2 separate regions of the Mus musculus genome follow, and region 1 is linked to region 2. The links are chromatin loops, found by intact Hi-C in ENCODE. Cell type or tissue: left cerebral cortex. All regions are shown on one strand. Each heading gives the region's core, and the rest is flanking DNA. Links, peaks and the distances in the headings are about the cores only. Region 1 overlaps Cntnap2 (contactin associated protein-like 2). Region 2 overlaps Cntnap2 (contactin associated protein-like 2).

Region 1 (8,338 bases), core at 50-8,049, 48 kb after region 2:
TTGTTCAAGCGTGAGAGCTTGAGTTTAAATCTCTAGCAACCACATAAAAAGCCTGGAGTAGCCACTCACCTACACCCACCCCCAATGCTGTGTGGTGAAGAGAGCATGGGAGAGTGAGAGGTGGGCAGGCTGTAATGGTTGTATCAAATCCAAGCCTTTACACCTTAACATGTGTGTACAAAAGGAGTGTGGTTTTGCTGATTAGATAAAGACAGGCTAAAGCAGGGTGAGAAAGGGAACAATTGTCTTGGTTTCTTTGTCTGCTACTGAGATAAAATATTCGAGTAAAAATCGACATATGAGAGGAAGGATTTATTCTGGGTCACAGTTAGTTCTGCTCAGCTTCCTCAGTCCCCTTTTACAGTTCATCTGGACAGTACAGGAAAGGGTACCAGCCACAGTGTAGGGTCTTCCCATCACAATTAACACAGCCAAGAGAATCCTCCAGGCTCTTCTCTAAGGTGATTCCAGAGTCTGCCAAATTGACAATCAACATTAACTGTCATACTATTAAATAAACACTTAGCTCAATCCTTAATTATTATGGTTAAATTCTTAGTTATTATGGTTATTTTTAAACTGAGTAACTATAACATAGTACTAGATACATGTGGGTTTATTTTTATGCATATAGCGTATAAGTAGTATTTGCTTCTGACACAAAATGCTGGCTTTCCTGTGCCCTACCTTCGTAGTTCATACTCCGGATAATAGGATGTAATTGAGGCTTTGCTCACCGTGAAAGGGAACATGATTTGGAACAGGCTGTTCAGAGAGAAGAGAGTTATTTGCTTTGCCCAGAATGTGGGCTTCTGGATGGCTAGAGAAATACACACGTTTCTATAAAAACTCCAGTGGCGACCAAGGCCATCCTGAGTTCCCACTAAGTCCATGCTTGGTATTATATTTAAAATGCTCCTTAACTAGAAGCAAAATGCAGTGCTGTGTTATACATACTAAAACAAACTATTTATCCCTGCAAAATAAGGAAAGTCTCACACATTATTGTCAACCAAACATTCAGATGTGTTCCCCAGCAGAAGATAGAAGCAACATTATTCATGCTGTTTCGAACTAAGCCAAGCCATCGATTGTTCTGCCTCTCAGACTGCTGGTCCCCTTCCAAAGATGCATTAGGACTCATTACCAGAAACAGGGAGAATTTGTTGAAATTGTTTTACTACAAATCTTCAGGAAAAAAAAAAGTAAAAAGAACTGAGGCCTACATCAAATATGAAATAAGATCAGAAAACCTCCTAAGGGTACTTCTGTAAAGTGTTGCTTGTAATTACTTGTGTTTAATATGTCTCTTTAAATGCTTTAATGAAGTGGCTGAAAGAGTTGAAGAAACATTGTGTGTTTGTCAGAGCCAGATAACCCTGGGTGGACATTCTTGCTCTGCCACCTATAGACTTTGTGTCCCTGGGCGTCCTCAACCATAGCATGAGAAACAATCATCAACTTGCCTGGTGAGGCCACTGAGAAAGTTAAACAGGATGATGCATACAGCAGTGTAATGTAATGTTCACTAAGGCCTAGAAGGCATGGACTGTGTCTCCTTGCTCATCCTGTACACAGCACTGGGAAATGTTTGTTAGACGTTTTCACGGCTACGTGGCATCCCGTGGTTAGTTTGGTTAACCATGTGTCTGCACATCTCCAGGTGTTTGGTGTTGCTTTCTAATTGTCAGCCCATGCTGTTTACTTTGGAGTAACAAGTATAGAGTGGGAGGAGAGAGGCACCTTGAAACCTGAACACCACAAAATCTTTAGACAGCACAAAGCTAGAGGATCTGGGTTTCCTCATCCTCTAACCTCAAGAAGATTCACAGTGTAGAAATGAAACAGGTCTTTGTTTCAAATTCTTTATATCAGCTCAAAGGAGGCTGAAGCTTAGAGATCCAAAGTAATAGGTAAAATGTGAGCATTTAGCTCTTAATTCCTATCCAGACTGTTTTTTTTTTGTTTTTTTTTTTTTGTTTTTTTTGTTTGTTTGTTTTTGCTAGACCAGTATTCATTTGTGAGGTGTGTGTGTGTCTATGTGTCTGTGTGTCTGTGTGTCTGTGTATGTGTGTTCGTGATGGTATGTGGGGTAGTGTGTGGGGTGGGGTGGTGTATTCCTCATAAAGAGCATCTCTTACCAGGAGAGACTTCAAACTTCATTCCATAATTTCAAATCGACGACGCCTCTGAGTTCAGCAAACTGGAAGAATGTGATTTATATGGAGACAGAGATAAATCTATTAGCCTAAGCAAGCAAACAACAAAACAAAACAAACAAACATAAATACAATTTACCTGTAACAGAAATTGATGCCATGAAGTCAAGTCTCAGGGTTTGTGGCGGGGAAAAGAAAGAAAAGCAGAAAACAAACAAAATAAAACAAATAAACAAAAAAAAAAAAAAACATTCAAACAAATCCATGCTTACCTAGTTTTCTAGCCTAGGACATAAGGTGAAGAATATGGGCCATGAATGGCAGCCAGAACCATGGTTGTTCCTGATGAAGTCATACACAGTAGTAAACAGAGAGAGACAGACCTATGAGGCCATTCTATATAAACCCCTCACTGCAATGAGAACATTTACCCCCCCACCCCCCCCACCCCCCACCCCCCGCAAGCATCTAACTCAGCTCTTGTCAGTAACAGTGTTAAAGGCCTGGCTTCTGCTCTAGAACACTTCCTAGCATCAGTTTTCTCCATCTCTGCAGATGGCGGCCGCTCTGTCTTCTTCCATACATAACCACTGTTTGCTGCGATGTGGGAGCTTTTTACAGTAATGGGTGCCAGAACAGAAGTTCCAATGACTTTCTGAAGTTTTTACATATGGTCGGTCACTCTAGAGAATTATGTACCATGCTCAGAGTCAGTGTTCTTATTGAGCAGAAATTCTGATTTAATCATGCTGGCCTAACTCAGGATCAATATGTCTGGGGAATGGAAGATCCTGGTCAGATGATCTATGTCTATGAGGAGTCCCAAGGTTTCTCGGGAAGAATTGCAAGGGAGGCCAGAGTGGCCAGATTGAAAACCAGAGATGGCTTAGCGGTTAAGAGCACTGGACGCTCCAGAGTACTCAGGTTCAATCCCCAGCAGCCACATGGAACCTCGTAATTGTCTGTAACTCTAGTACAAAGGAACTCAACACCCATGTATACAGGCAAAACATCAATTCACGTGAAATAAAATTAAAAGACAAACAAAAACAGCATTAATGTTAGGCATGAACATTGGGCTCAGCATGGTAACCTCACAAACAAGGATTAGGAAAATGAGCCTTGAGCCTCAATCAGGATTTGCTGCAAGTTACCCAAGCAAGGCTTGTGATTATAGGCTTAGGTGAGACAGCTGAACACCAGGAAAGGGAGAGATAAAGGCTATCCCATGTCCGAAGGAGCCAGCTCATACTGCTGAGCATGCAGTTCTACAGACAGCTTCTGCAAGAGCCATGAGCTGGGCCAGCAGGGACTGTCCAGGCTCTGATTCTCAACATTAGCACAGAGCTCCAGGGCCAGCACATCTTTGCCAGGCCCACAAGGACCATCAGGTAGCATCATCCTCCTGTCTTGCATGGAGCAGATCCACTGAAAGCTGGAGGGTGCCTCAGGACCAGGCACCTCCTCTTTGTGTCTGCACATAGCCCAAATTCCCTCCCGGCTGCATTGTGTCTGTATGATGTAGAAGCATGACTAAGCTGATTTGTATTCCGCCAGCCAAGGGAAAATATAATTAACACAGCAGCACAAGGCTCTGCAAAGCCCATGGGAAAATCCCAGAAGGAAAGGACTCCCACTGTGCAGTTGGATGGCAAAGGGCTGAAAAAGCTACTCTGCTCTAATCCCACAGGGTCTCAGCTAAAGCCTACAATCAACAAAGGGAAATAGCATGAACCTTTGCCTATCAGGCATTAAGCAGAACCTGCCACTCTTAGAATTGAGTGTGGGAAATCTGGCAGACCTCAGTGAGAGTTCTCTGCCTTCCTGCAGCCCTAGTCTGCCAATTATGATTCACACCTTTATGCTGGGTAACAGATCAACTGACACAGCAACTCTGATAGACCTTCCAGCAGAGACAAGAGACCTCCCAGACTCTAGGAAGTAGCAAAACTAACTACAGTTATATGTGTACTGAGCTTATAGTTAAGTGTCAAGAGGCCCAAGAGAGGAACTGGGAGGTCAGGGGACTGGCTTCTGCCTGTGACCCAGCTAGTTACCTTTTTCACAAAGCAAGCAGAGAAAGCTACCTGCTGATGCATTTAATTAGCCCGTTCTTTCCCTCTGGTAATTCAGTGAGAAACTCAGGTTTTCCCAGTGAGAAACTGTTTGCTAAACTTTCTAGATTTTTATTGGCTTAACTTTTAGCATCTTCTGAAACTTTCAATTTTTTCTTTTTTTAAATTTTATTTTATTTTCATGACTTTAACAAATTAATGTCCAGCTTCTCCTAATTTGAAACTGTATCTTTTGTGCATCTGATGAAATAAAAGACTTGGGCAGCTGCTTGCTTACCACCAACCCCTCTTCTGCCCAGGCGTTGATGTCTGCCCTCCCACACTAATGGGTATATGGGCATCACTACCACCTGGTTTAAATATCTACCTTTTATTATAAGACTAGATTTTCCTGGTCATCCATTCTTCAGATATATAAAGAATATCAGTGTCAATTTCAACCCAGAGTCAGAACTGTCTCTGCTTTTATCTTGTGTTGCAGATCTGAGATTAGAGTTCAGTAAATGTAAACGTAATTCTATGGAGGATAATAGCTTAACATCAGCCTTTAATAGAGTGGTGATGTTAATGAAACAATATGATGCAGTTAAATTGGTTTCATATGCAGGAACAAAAAGAGTTGAAAACTCCAAATGGTAATAGAAGTCTTGCAAGAGGGCAGAGACTGGCTGCCCTCTAATTAGTAAGTGGTAGGGATGGCTTCTTCTTTTTTAAAGTAAAAGGTGCAAAACTTATATACTCTAAGGAGAAACTAGAGTATCATGACTTTTTAAATTAATAAACGATCAGTGGCTTTTTAGAAAAGTTATCCAAAGGGAAATCATCATGTACTATTGAGTCTACACCATGCTTCCTGTTAGGTACTGTCTTAGTCAGGGTTTCTATTCCTGCACAAACATCAGGACCAAGAAGCAGTTGGGGAGGAAACGGTTTATTCATCTTACACTTCCATACTTTGTTCATCACCAAAGGAAGTCAGGACTGGAACTCAAGCAGGTCAGGAAGCAGGAGCTGATGCAGAGGCCATAGAGGGATGTTCTTTACTGTCTTGCTTCCCCTGGCTTGCTCAGCCTGCTCTCTTATAGAACCAAGACTACCAGCCCAGAGATGGTCCCACCCACAAGGGGCCTTTCCCCCTTGATCACTAATTGAGAAACTGCCTTACAGCTGGATCTCATGAAGGCATTTCCTCAACTGAAGCTCCTTTCTCTGTGATAACTTCAGCTGTGTCAAGTTGACACAAAACTAGCCAGTACAGGTACTGAAAAAGAAAAGATAAAGCAGGGCTGTAACTCAGTTGATAAAGTGCTTGCCTACTGTATATGAAATGCTAAGTTAGACACCCAGCACCCAGTGATTGTATGCCTGTAAGCCCAGCACTTGAGAGGTAAAGGACAGGAAGTTCAGAGGTTCAGGATCACCCTCTAGTATACAGCAAGTTGGAGGCAAGCCTGGGCTACATAACATCATATCTCAAGGAAAAAAAAGTAAAGAAAGATGGAAAGAAGAGAAGAAGCAAGAAAATAAGAGTCAGAATTAAGCATATTCTAATGCAAGTTTCAATTCATTTAAAGAAGCTCAAAGATAAGAAATTTTGGGCAAGTTTTCTATGTCCTAGTTTGGTGCTATCATTAAAGGCTTTATTGTCACAGATGCTGTATGCAAAACAATTCCATTCATGTCCCTGAGGAGCACTTAAACATTATTGGCTTGACCATAAAATTCCATCATTCCATTAGGAAATCAATCTTTCCTATGTTTCCAAATGTAAAATGCTCAGGTTTGTCATTAACGTCCTACCAGTGACAAGAGAAACCTATAAGGTTTACCCTTGCTCATCCTTTGCTGACACATTTGCTGTATTTGTTAACTGTGACACTCTGGGCCAATTGTTTGACTTCTCTGGGTACAAGGGATGCCCCAAGAAGAAAGAATAGCAATCTCTCTCCCACAATGGCTGTAAGAGTCAAATGAAGTAGACACTGTGTGAGTGTCTAGCTGAGTATTTCTCATTCATCCACTCAAGAAATGCTGACTGCTTGGATGTGGTACCCAGGCATTAGGTACAAGAGAGATGCAGTAAACAACATAGAAGTCCCTTTGACATTTCCCCTCAGGAACCACTAGGCCCATCTAGGTTCCTTCCTCATAGACACTCTCCCTCTACTCTAACCCTTGAAGTCTAAAGCGTTTGACTGCAGCCCCTGGGAAAGCCTTTGCCACACAAATCTAAGTGGCTTCCTTTTACCCTGAGCACCTGCCAGTCTCCAGAGCATCAGGCCACTTCCCTCTGCACCTATAGAATTCTTCTCTCCTAGGAAACTGTGTGTGGCTCTAGGTTTGGTAGTCCCCAAAGCCACATCTCCAGAACTAGCCTTGGGAAGCTATAGATCTGTGGTTCCCAACCTTCCTAAAGCCAAGACCCTTTAATACATTTTCTCATAATGTGATGACCCTAACCATAAAAATTATTTTTTGCTATTACATGACTCTATTGATATTTACAATACTGTTATGAATCGTACTGCAAATATCTATGTTTTCCAATAATCTTAGGATACTCCTGTGAAAGGGTCATTTGACCCCCCAAAGGGGTCACAATCCATGGGTTGAGAACAGCTGCTGTAGATACTATGAGAGAATAGATTCTCTAGTCCAGTCCTGAACATACTGGACATTAAGTCAAGAGAGACTTGCCAGGCTGGAGAGATGGCTCAGTGGTTAAGAGCACATATGTTCCTGCAGAAGAACCTATTCAGCTCCTTGTAGACATTCTGGCCCTTTCACAGCTGCCTATAACTCTACCTCCAGGGAATCTGATACCCTCTTCTGAAGTCTTTGGGCACAGTACACATAAATACACAGAGACACACAAGGAGCTTAAACCATTTTTCAAAGACCTTTATGAGGAATGCTGGCATTTGCTCCTTTCTGCAACCATTTCTGTTTGGTTTACTCTTCTTACATCAGCAGGTGTGTCACTCTGCTGCTCTGTCCAAGATCTACATACACTTCTTTTTCTGCTTCTCCATCTCCCTAAAGCTCTTCTGCTGATCTTGCTTATCTCCTGCATGGAAATACCTCTCGCTATGTGGAAACTGAACTAGGTGTGGGCTTAGTGTATTGCTAGGCCACTCTTGGACCCATACCTTGAAGTCTGTACTGGACATTGGCCTTCCCCACCCATATGTTCTCATGACTTTCTAGGCTCGTGCCTATGGTTTCCTGATGGGAAACAAGCTATATTCATGCTGTTTGTAGACCATTCTAAGGTGATGGAAAAAGGAACAACTGGTTGCAGGAACAAAAAACCCTTAAACAAGATAAATCTCATTGTTAGTATGGCTTTATCATAGCTTTTAATTTGATAGGCTAAAAACACCTTTTTAAATGCAATTTTACTGAATTTTGAAAAAAATCTATATATCCAGGCAGCTACTAATCAATATAAAGAACAATACAAAAAAAAAAAAAAAAAAAAAAAAACCACCCAAGTTTCCCTTGTAACTTTGCAACCAACCCCTGTCCTCACCAGTTCCTTTGATACCCTGAGAGACACTGTCCTTGTAGGCTGGACTTTTTCAAAGTATTATACATAACATATCATAACCTAGCCTGAACATTGTCTTTACGGTAATTGTGTGTTTGAACAGCTGCTATGACAGGCTGAGTTGCTTCTCATTTTGAGAGTGTCTAGCATTTGCAATCTGATTTAAACTGTATTACTTTGTGGGTCCTAATCCTTACAGCAGTGCATGGCAGTGACTACAGAATCCCCATGAAGCCAGCACTGTGTCCTGTCCTTCCTTTAAGAAAGACAGAAGGGCAGGGTACTTGGTGAAAGGCTCACCATAGCTAAAACTTTCCCCCACCTGCCCTCTACATCACCCACTGCCCTTTTCAAACTCTGATGTTTCCCCAATAATGCAGTAGATACAGGAGACATAGCCCCTGCTGCTGTACCAGAGGAAGGTAGGTAATGTTATATTCAGAATACAATCATTTTACACAACTCCAGTCCATGTATTAGGCGTCTCCTTGGGTACTTCATTGTGGCTGCCGCTCCTCTGTCAGATCGGCTACCAATAATCCAGGAATCCACTC
Region 2 (8,338 bases), core at 124-8,123:
GGGAAGGGAACACTTGCTCAGATTTGGAGTTGCACGGGGTCTTTTACGAACTTGAATTCAATTTCTTACTACATTGTACAATGCAGATTTATAGATTTAAAGCCACAGTCTTGTAGTCTGTACAGAGTCTGGCATCTGTGTGACTGGCTAAAGCAAAGGGCTCAAAGGCGCCACCTTCTGGAAGGATGCTCCCCTGCATCCCTACATCTACTCTATCTTCTGAATGACACAGTAGCCTCTTCTTGTGTCTGATACGAAAGCTAGTTCCCGTTTCTTGTTCAGCTTCCAAAAGCTGCCTCATTCCTCAACCCTTCCGAACCACATTATTCCTGGTGCTTTCTTTAATGTCTAGCACGGTCTCTGCCATCCATCCATAGCCATGAGGAAACCTGGTGTGACACTGTCCCACTGAGAAGTTCTTCATGCTTGGATAGGGACACCACCGTCTTGCGGCAAACCATCAGCAAGAGGTACTGTGAAGATGCACGTAAGAGCCGCCACTTCCCTTCTGAGCTGCCACAGCAACACCTCTTCACCAGCTCTGTGCCAGCCCTTCTACCGCCAGCTTCCTTCCCAGTCATGGAGCAGGGAGGAGGGTGAGAGGGCAGTGAGGGGAGAAAGCAGGAGTATGAAGTAGAGGGATTCTCACCCCTGGTGGGGAGAAGTGGGAAGAGTTCTCTTCTCTCCCAGCATGCCTTCCGCTGGTCTTCATTGAAGAATTCCCTCCTACCTTCCTCCATGACTGTGAAATGTCACATTTGCCACATTTTGCCTGCTGTAAACCACTCCCTAACAGAGTAGATAATGTGGACTGGAATGATCTGGTATTGCCCTGGGATGGCTGTCCCTTTTGTTGTAGCTATTGCTGTTTGCTTTTCTTTTAAGACGCTCACACTGTAATCCAGGCTGGTCTTGAACTCACCATGTATCCTAAGCTGATCTCAAACTCACAGCAATCCTCTGCTTCAGATTCTAGGACTCCAGGTATAAGCCACCATGCCTGGCTATTTTTTTTTAATTATTGCTTTATTAATGAATTAAAACTAGATATAGTTGTAGTATACTTTAGTTATGTAGTTCTCAACCTTCCTAATTTTGCAACACTTTAATGCAGCTCCTTATCTTGTGGTGACCCCTGACCACTAAGTTTTCTTGTTGCTACTTCCTAACTGTAATCCTACTACTGTTATGAATCATAAGGTACATATCTGGTATACAGAATATCTGATAAGCCACTCCAAAGAGGTCATGACCCAGAGGCTGAGAACCACTGCCTAGCTAGGTCACCATTAGTTGATTAAATCAACTTTTGAGGAAACCATTATTGTTTCAAAGCAGAGGGAATAAAATTTCATTTTTAAAAAAATGTGAATCTTAGCACCTTTATCCAAGCTACTGGCTTCATAGATATTGATGATAAATGCAGGGTTTTGTTTAGCCTTGAGCTCAGTACAAGTACTATAAAATGACTCTCATGAAAGCCAAGTCCATCTAGGCTGAACCCTTAGAAACAGCTGAGAAGAAGAGGGGGTTCCATGGTGTGCATTCAGAAGGTATCTTAGTACTAACTTCACTTCCACGACCATGACTTTGAGAGGATCACTGCCAAACGTCAACATGATTGTTCTGAGCACCTATCAGGTTCTGGGAATGGTATAGACCCTTTGTGCACATATTTTGTTCTCTTTCTCTGTGTGGAGGCCAAACACCAAAAATTGACATAGGTTCCTCCATCACTCGCCATCCTTTTTTTTTTTTTTTTTAAGGCAGGGTCTCTATTGAAGGAAGTATCTAAAAAATAGAGCCGGCTCGCTCCCGCGGTTGTGCCTGGCTGGCCATGCACTGGCGGTAAAAGGCCGACCTATTTCATCTCGTGGAGTCTCTCTGGCCTGGAGCTCCTGAAACGTCTCCATTCAGCTTGCTAGGTTCCCACTGTCAGGTCGCTATCATGCCAACCTCATGCTTCAAACCCCTCCACAGCCTTTGTGGTGCACATCTGGCAAACCCATGCTTTGCCGCTGTACCTCTCTCTCTTGAATCCAGCTGAGCCGCTGCCTAAAGGAAAACACAACACAAACTTAGCTCAGAAACTATGGTAACTCAATCTCTGGGTGCAACCACTAAAACCTAATCTTGTAAGCCTTATTAAAAACTGATTCTGCCATGACACAGGGAAACTCTAGCAGCTACATCTTACCCCTCCGCTGTCCGGTTCCAAAAGGGCCCTAACTCGCTCCTGCTTCCTCTCTGCCTCTCTCCAACCCAGAAGTCCCACCTACTCGCCCAGTGATTGGCTTTATTCGTTAGGTGATTGGCTCACAAGACCAGCAGCAGGCCCGTCCACACTAGGTCTCTTCCTGAACCTGGAGCTGCCTGGTTGACTAGACTGGCTGGTCAGAGACCTTCAGGGATCGGATCTTCCTATCTCTGTCACTGGTGCTAGGGTTACAGACAGGCATTAAACGCCTGGCTTTTACATGCCACTGAAAACCCTCATGCTTGTGTGGTAAATGTCTTATTGAACCATCTCCCCAGACCCTAAACACTAAAATTTGATATTTTTAAAGGCTGGACTTACTTGCTCTATAGAGCATGCATATAAACATTGGTATGTTGTGTTATATATCCAAAAACTGAATGATAATTATCCAGAAACTGACAAGTGATTCAATTATAAATTTATTATAGACAGAGAAAAAGTTTTACAATACACTGTGAAGTTAAAGGAAGGCAGGGCAGGACTGGAGAGATGGCTCAGTGACCAAGAGCACTGGCTGGTTTTTCAGAGGACCCAGGTTCAATTCCCAGGACCCACATGACAGCTCACAATCCTCTGACTTCATCCCTAGTGTATCTGATGCCCTCTTCCCACCTCTGTGGGCACTAAATGCACATGGCACACAGACATGCATGCAGGCAAAACACCCATACACATAAAATAAAATACTATTAGTTGGTTTCTACTCATTTCTGAATAAATGAAAAAATATAATTATCATTATCACCATATGCTATTTTTATAGAATGTTTACATTATTATTTTCCTGTGATGGATATGTATTGTTTTATCCATTTTTAAAGCATTAGAAAAATATGTTATAAGAAAAATTGAGTGAAATCCACTCTGTGTATATTAAATTAAGAGAATTTTTAATTTTTTTTTTAATCCTGGCTTTAAAAAAATGAAGCAGTTAATGGGTTTAACAAGGAAGTGTTGCAGTTACCCATGTATGCCATCAGAGGGCGCCAAAACTGCCCGCTGAAACTTAGCTGCAGAAATTAAGTAGCTCGATCCCAAGGCATTTCTAGCTTAAAACGGGCAAAAGTTTCTCTGAATAGAGTGTTTGTTAGTGATATATTTTAGTACACTTTTTCAATGTACAAAAAAAATTAACAGTGCCATTTCCCTAAAGGTCAGATTCTCAAAATTTCCGGAAATATGTAGACTCTTTAACACTTATCCCTGACTGTTCCATAATCTAAGTTACAGGGAAGGTTCCAGACAAACAGTAATAAGGAATGTCCGTGGTGCCCAATTGTGAATGGAGCGTACCAGTTTCCAGTGCAGTGCACTCTTCAGACAAGTCCGAGGTTCCCATGCGCTCGGGGAGGCTGAACCTGACATATGACCCCCCTGTCCCACGACCCTGAGCTGGAATGGAAGGTTCTTCCAAAAAAAGAGTGTGTCAGGCTCAGTATCCCTCATTACTAGGAGTCGTCTCTGGGGTCATACTTGGTAGATTCCAGGGAGTTTCTCTGCACTTATTTTACACATTCACACGCACGCACGCACGCACGCACGCACGCACACACAATTCCAGAATCTCTTTCCGTATTTTCTCTCCATCCCTCCTACTGGGTTGCCTGTCCAGCCTTGATAAGAGGGTTTGTGTCTAACCTTATCGTAACTTGTTGTGCCGTGTTCCATTGATATCTCTGAAAGGCCTGCTGTTTTCTGAAGGGAAGCAGGATGTAATGTATCAGAGAAGAGTTAGAGAGAGAGAGAGAGAGAGAGAGAGAGAGTCACAGAACCCTAGAAAGTTCTAAGAGCTTACAGCTGAGGAAGCACAAGGAGACCATAATTGTCTTTAAAAGATAGGACAGAAGAAGATGTCATGTGGGCACACAGGGATTCATCATGGTCTATGAAGCTGTGACACCACTGTTTGCACGTGTACCTGGGAAATGTGGCCAGAAACATGCATTGTTCCAAGTCACTTTTGAGGACTTTCCTCTCTTCCACTTGGGAAGAACAAATTCTGCCAGAGGACATGTGCCATTAACCACTGCGATCCCCACTCCGACTCTCAGCCTCTAGAGATGCTAATTATAGCAGAAAAATTCATTTCCTTGTGAAACGCAAGTCGGCCATATTGAGCTGCAGCATGCGGTGGGGGTGGAGAGCATCCGAGGGTCAGCATTCCTCTGTAAGCAGACAGCATCCGTTCAGTGAGAGAATCCCTTTAAAACCATAATTACATAGACAGCACTGTCTAGCTCAGAGGACAGCACTGGAGATCCAATCAGGCAGGTTTTACTCTATGGAAATGAGTGTGGACCCTAATCCAGCCAGCAAATCACTCAGCTCGGGAAGGGTCTGCACTCATCAAACTGTTTTCAAAGGCAGAGACGGCCTTCCTTTTCCTCAGGGTGGACTTTAAATCCTGTGCTGTTGATGTAGTTTCCAGAAACCAGGGTTCAAAGAGGGACCTCATCACTCCTGGGATGGTGACATGCTAATACTGTGTCTCGTGCTCTTCCTACAGCTCGACCATTATCCTGCTGTGGGTTACCATCTACCCAGCTCCTCTGATACGCTCTTCAATTCTCCCAAGTCGCTCTTCCTTGGAAAAGTTATAGGTAAGCCTTTGGTTCTTCAGGTGTGAGTGCAAGAGCTATGAATGCCCCTGACACAAGTCACACCAGGTAGTGTGAATTTGCATTCTTAAACTATAGCTCTCTCTCAGTAAGGTCAACCCTGAGCATCTTTGTACAAGGAAACCTATGTGGTTGTTGACGGTGTCTCACAGGAGTATTATAAGATCCTCTTTGGGGTATTGCTCATGCGATACATTGAGGCTGCTAATCACAGCTTTGATGGGAATTTTGACTAGGACAGAGGGTATCTCAGGCAGTGCCTGAAATGGAACTAGCATTACATGGTATATAGTATAAAGAAAAGCCAGTGAAATGTAAAATGTAAAATTTGTTCTTTGGTTTATGAAAGGCCTCTGCCTATGCCTATGCCTGTGAGTCACTCCCAAGAAACTCATCCAATGTCATTTGCAGATTAGAAGGTCATCAGGTAGAGGGCTGAATTTATAACTACCCTTGTCTTTCCCTCTCATGTAAGAAATAGTCACCCAGAATAAAAGGCGGGTGCCCATGAATATTTTTAGTGTTTCACATGAAGCCAACATGTCCTGAGTAGACGTCAGTGTCAGCAGGAAGCACAGCTCACATCTTAAAGGGATAAGAGATCACTTGTCTTGAGAGCCATAGGAGTGACCATAGTCAGAGACCATGGTTCAGATTGCCCCAAATAACATGTTCCAATGTAGATATCATTAAATAAACCTTCATAACCACAGGACATGCCATAAATCAAAACACACTGGTGAGACATCAAGCATCGATGGTAACATCGATGGTAACATCAAGGCAGGGGATGTCTGCTATTGGTTTTATCTGATGATATTCCGAGATTTGGGGTTGTTGGAAGACAGTACTGTCTGCTAATGTATTCCAACCTTCCACCTAAGTGAAAATATGTTAGGTGAACAATGAATAATTATTAAGAGGACTAGAGATAATAGCCCAGATAACTCGGTTCTGGGTCTACAGCAGTCCAACTGTTTCAAGTCACAAAGTTCTCATCAGTCAATTGGCATTTAAAATATTTGACATCGTTATGGCTTTTTTTCTGGACTTCAGTTCACAGTGGTATCTTATAGGCTGGGAGAGCGGTCACTCAGTCCAAAGGGCACTGTTAATGTTATTTCACCAGGCTACTTTGTCCATTGATCAAGAGGCCAACTTGTGAAGTCACAAGTTTTTCCAAAATTGAATTTACTCACGAGACAGCTAGAAACTAAGGAAAGGAACCCCGAGATAAGGTTTAGGGGTTTTCATAAGGAGACAGGGTACTCTGGGGTATGAGGGAAGGTAGTCAAAGGTTCAGAGAGGTGAAGTGCAGATGTCTGCACTATCTTCATAGCTCTTCATGGAGTCCATGTTCCGAAAATGTCCTTGATAGTGTGATCTGTGGGTGCAGTCTGGGACCTTGTGATGACAGAATGGTGCCTGTCAATTATTTGTGCAGACCCAGAACACCAAAATTGGGCTTCAATCAATTTGAGCTAGGCAAGTTATCTGTAAGATACAACTTAATCTATCTCGACCAAGGTGACCTACTGTTAATCCCAAAGATGAGAGGAGAAAGACCACTGACCCAAATCATCATGACCAAAATAATTGAAGCAAGCAATTAATTAAAGCATGCTTTTTTTATTCATGTACATGTGCTGCCTTTCCCTAAGACAGGGTTAGAGAGGTCCCTACAGTGGCATTCAAGAGGTCAGCAATGGATATGAGGAAGACAAGGTTTTTATAGCTCAAGGGTAGGGGATTTCCAAATGGGGATTTGGCAGGCAAAATAAGTGAGGTTACAGAAGCAGAACACAGCAAGGTGATCAAAATGAAGCAGTCATAACAACCTTTGAAACAAAGGTAGGGTTGCAAGATGTCATTACAAGTTTATGAAGCAAAAACCTAATTGCAAGGTGGTGGTAAGATAGTCATAACAATAGATGGTCATGACAACAGGAGACCATAGTAACATTTTGAAACAAAGGCAAGGTTGACATTTCCAGGAAGAAGCAATGTAGAATCATTTGTAGTTAAGGTTACAGGTGGAGTATAGCCCAAACCTTGAGAAACAGAGGTTTAAACATAAACACGAATGAACCTAGTTTGTCCTCACTGTAAGATGCTTTTAAAGCTAAGATAAGGCGGGCTGGCTCATCACTACCCACTTGAGAATAGCAGCCTAGAGTCAAGCTAGCAAGGTCTCTCACTTGACTGTTTACTTAATGAGACTCCTAAAGTGCTGGGTAAACTGAGACCAAAAGACTGGAAGCATCTTGAGGCTTCCTGAATTCTAAAGAGCCTTCACTTGAAAGGCAGACTAGATCACGCCTCTTACAAGTTGAAAAGAATTGGTTAGCTTCATTGCGGAGACTTGGTTACTCAGAGAGCACTGATCAAACTATGGCTGCATGGTCACAGAATATGAGGAACAAACAGGAGACTGAACAAGTAATAAAATGGTAATGGACGTTTACATAGACTCTCATACAGACTCCATTTTAAGCACTTCAGCTATATTAACCCCGTTGACCTTCATCACAATTCTAGGAGGGTGTTGAGATTATTGTCTCCCTTCACAGATGGCAAACCCTGGCACAAATATGTAAAGTAGCTGCCCATAGCCACCTGGGCGACAAGTAACAGAACCAAACTTGAAGCCAGGCAGGCAGACATGAAGATAGCTCTTGACAACTGCTGCTGTGGTCTCTGGGACAGGTAACCCAGGCTTGGAATGGAGAAAAAAAGACAGCAAGAGTTGATGGGAAAATGCAAAGCTAAGGTTGAGCAACAGGAGTTGAGACTCCTATGACACGCCAGAAAGTAGCAAAGACCTTCCTTTAGAACCGGAAACATATTTGCCCTGTTGCTCGGTGGGACAGTTAGGCTATCAGGTCGTTATATAAAATCCATGCAGGAAAGGCTCCATACTCTGGTCAATAGAAAGGGTAGTTGATAGCAAATGTAGATTGGAGACAAGAATGAGGGCTGCAATTTATTGCCTGTTAAGCCTTAGACTTTTGCACAATATGAACAAATAGTTAAATAGCTACTCTTTGGTCCAATGTGTCCTAAAGACAACATGCTGGCCAAATATAGGTCTAACTACATTGTCCTGGCTGATCTAGTAGTTTTCTGTATTTGAAATATTTTATCATAAGTTTATAAAACAAGAATAGAAGACGGAAGTTTTGTGACATAGCATGCTGTATACATGAGCAAGATGGAAAGGAGACATTTACTCATAAATGTCAACATAATCCAATGAAACAAGATCTGTGATTATTATCCCTTCTAACACACAAGACTGAGGCTTACTCATCTGACGTGTGCACAGCGGTTTTGAAGTCACACCACCCGGAATGCCCTATCTCGTTTGAAGTGAGTCCATCAGAAACTGGCTCTCATCCTCACCAATCAATGAGGTCCCTGTGGATCAAGACAGGAGCAACATTGAATGAATGTTGAACTA

Evidence for each region. Hi-C counts contacts between places; a loop is a spot of excess contacts. Peaks named below come from ENCODE experiments on the same cell type or tissue, not always from the same donor. Only the 100,000 strongest peaks of a DNase experiment are listed, where the experiment ranks them.
Region 1: it touches region 2 in a loop (6-fold over the local background); 2 of 42 quality-filtered maps call a loop at or near these places.

The regions. Positions count from the first base shown.
Region 1 is chr6:47,236,017-47,244,354 of GRCm38, forward strand. All of the region lies in intron 21 of Cntnap2 (contactin associated protein-like 2), which reads left to right. It overlaps Gm35280 (a long non-coding RNA gene), which reads right to left. Exons shown (of 8, transcript XR_001785456.2): 2 at 2,142-2,203. Among named protein-coding and RNA genes, the nearest start is that of Gm35565, 13 kb to the left of the region's middle. In left cerebral cortex, for the core only: no CTCF peak of the experiment used is centred there; a DNase peak (open chromatin) is centred at 3,694; H3K27ac peaks cover 981 bases.
Region 2 is chr6:47,188,220-47,196,557 of GRCm38, forward strand. It overlaps Cntnap2 (contactin associated protein-like 2), which reads left to right. Exons shown (of 24, transcript NM_001004357.2): 21 at 4,767-4,860. It overlaps Gm35280 (a long non-coding RNA gene), which reads right to left. Exons shown (of 8, transcript XR_001785456.2): 7 at 8,185-8,295; 8 at 3,165-4,425. Among named protein-coding and RNA genes, the nearest start is that of Gm35565, 35 kb to the right of the region's middle. In left cerebral cortex, for the core only: CTCF peaks have their summits at 172 (motif pointing left) and 3,236 (motif pointing right); DNase peaks (open chromatin) are centred at 183 and 3,259.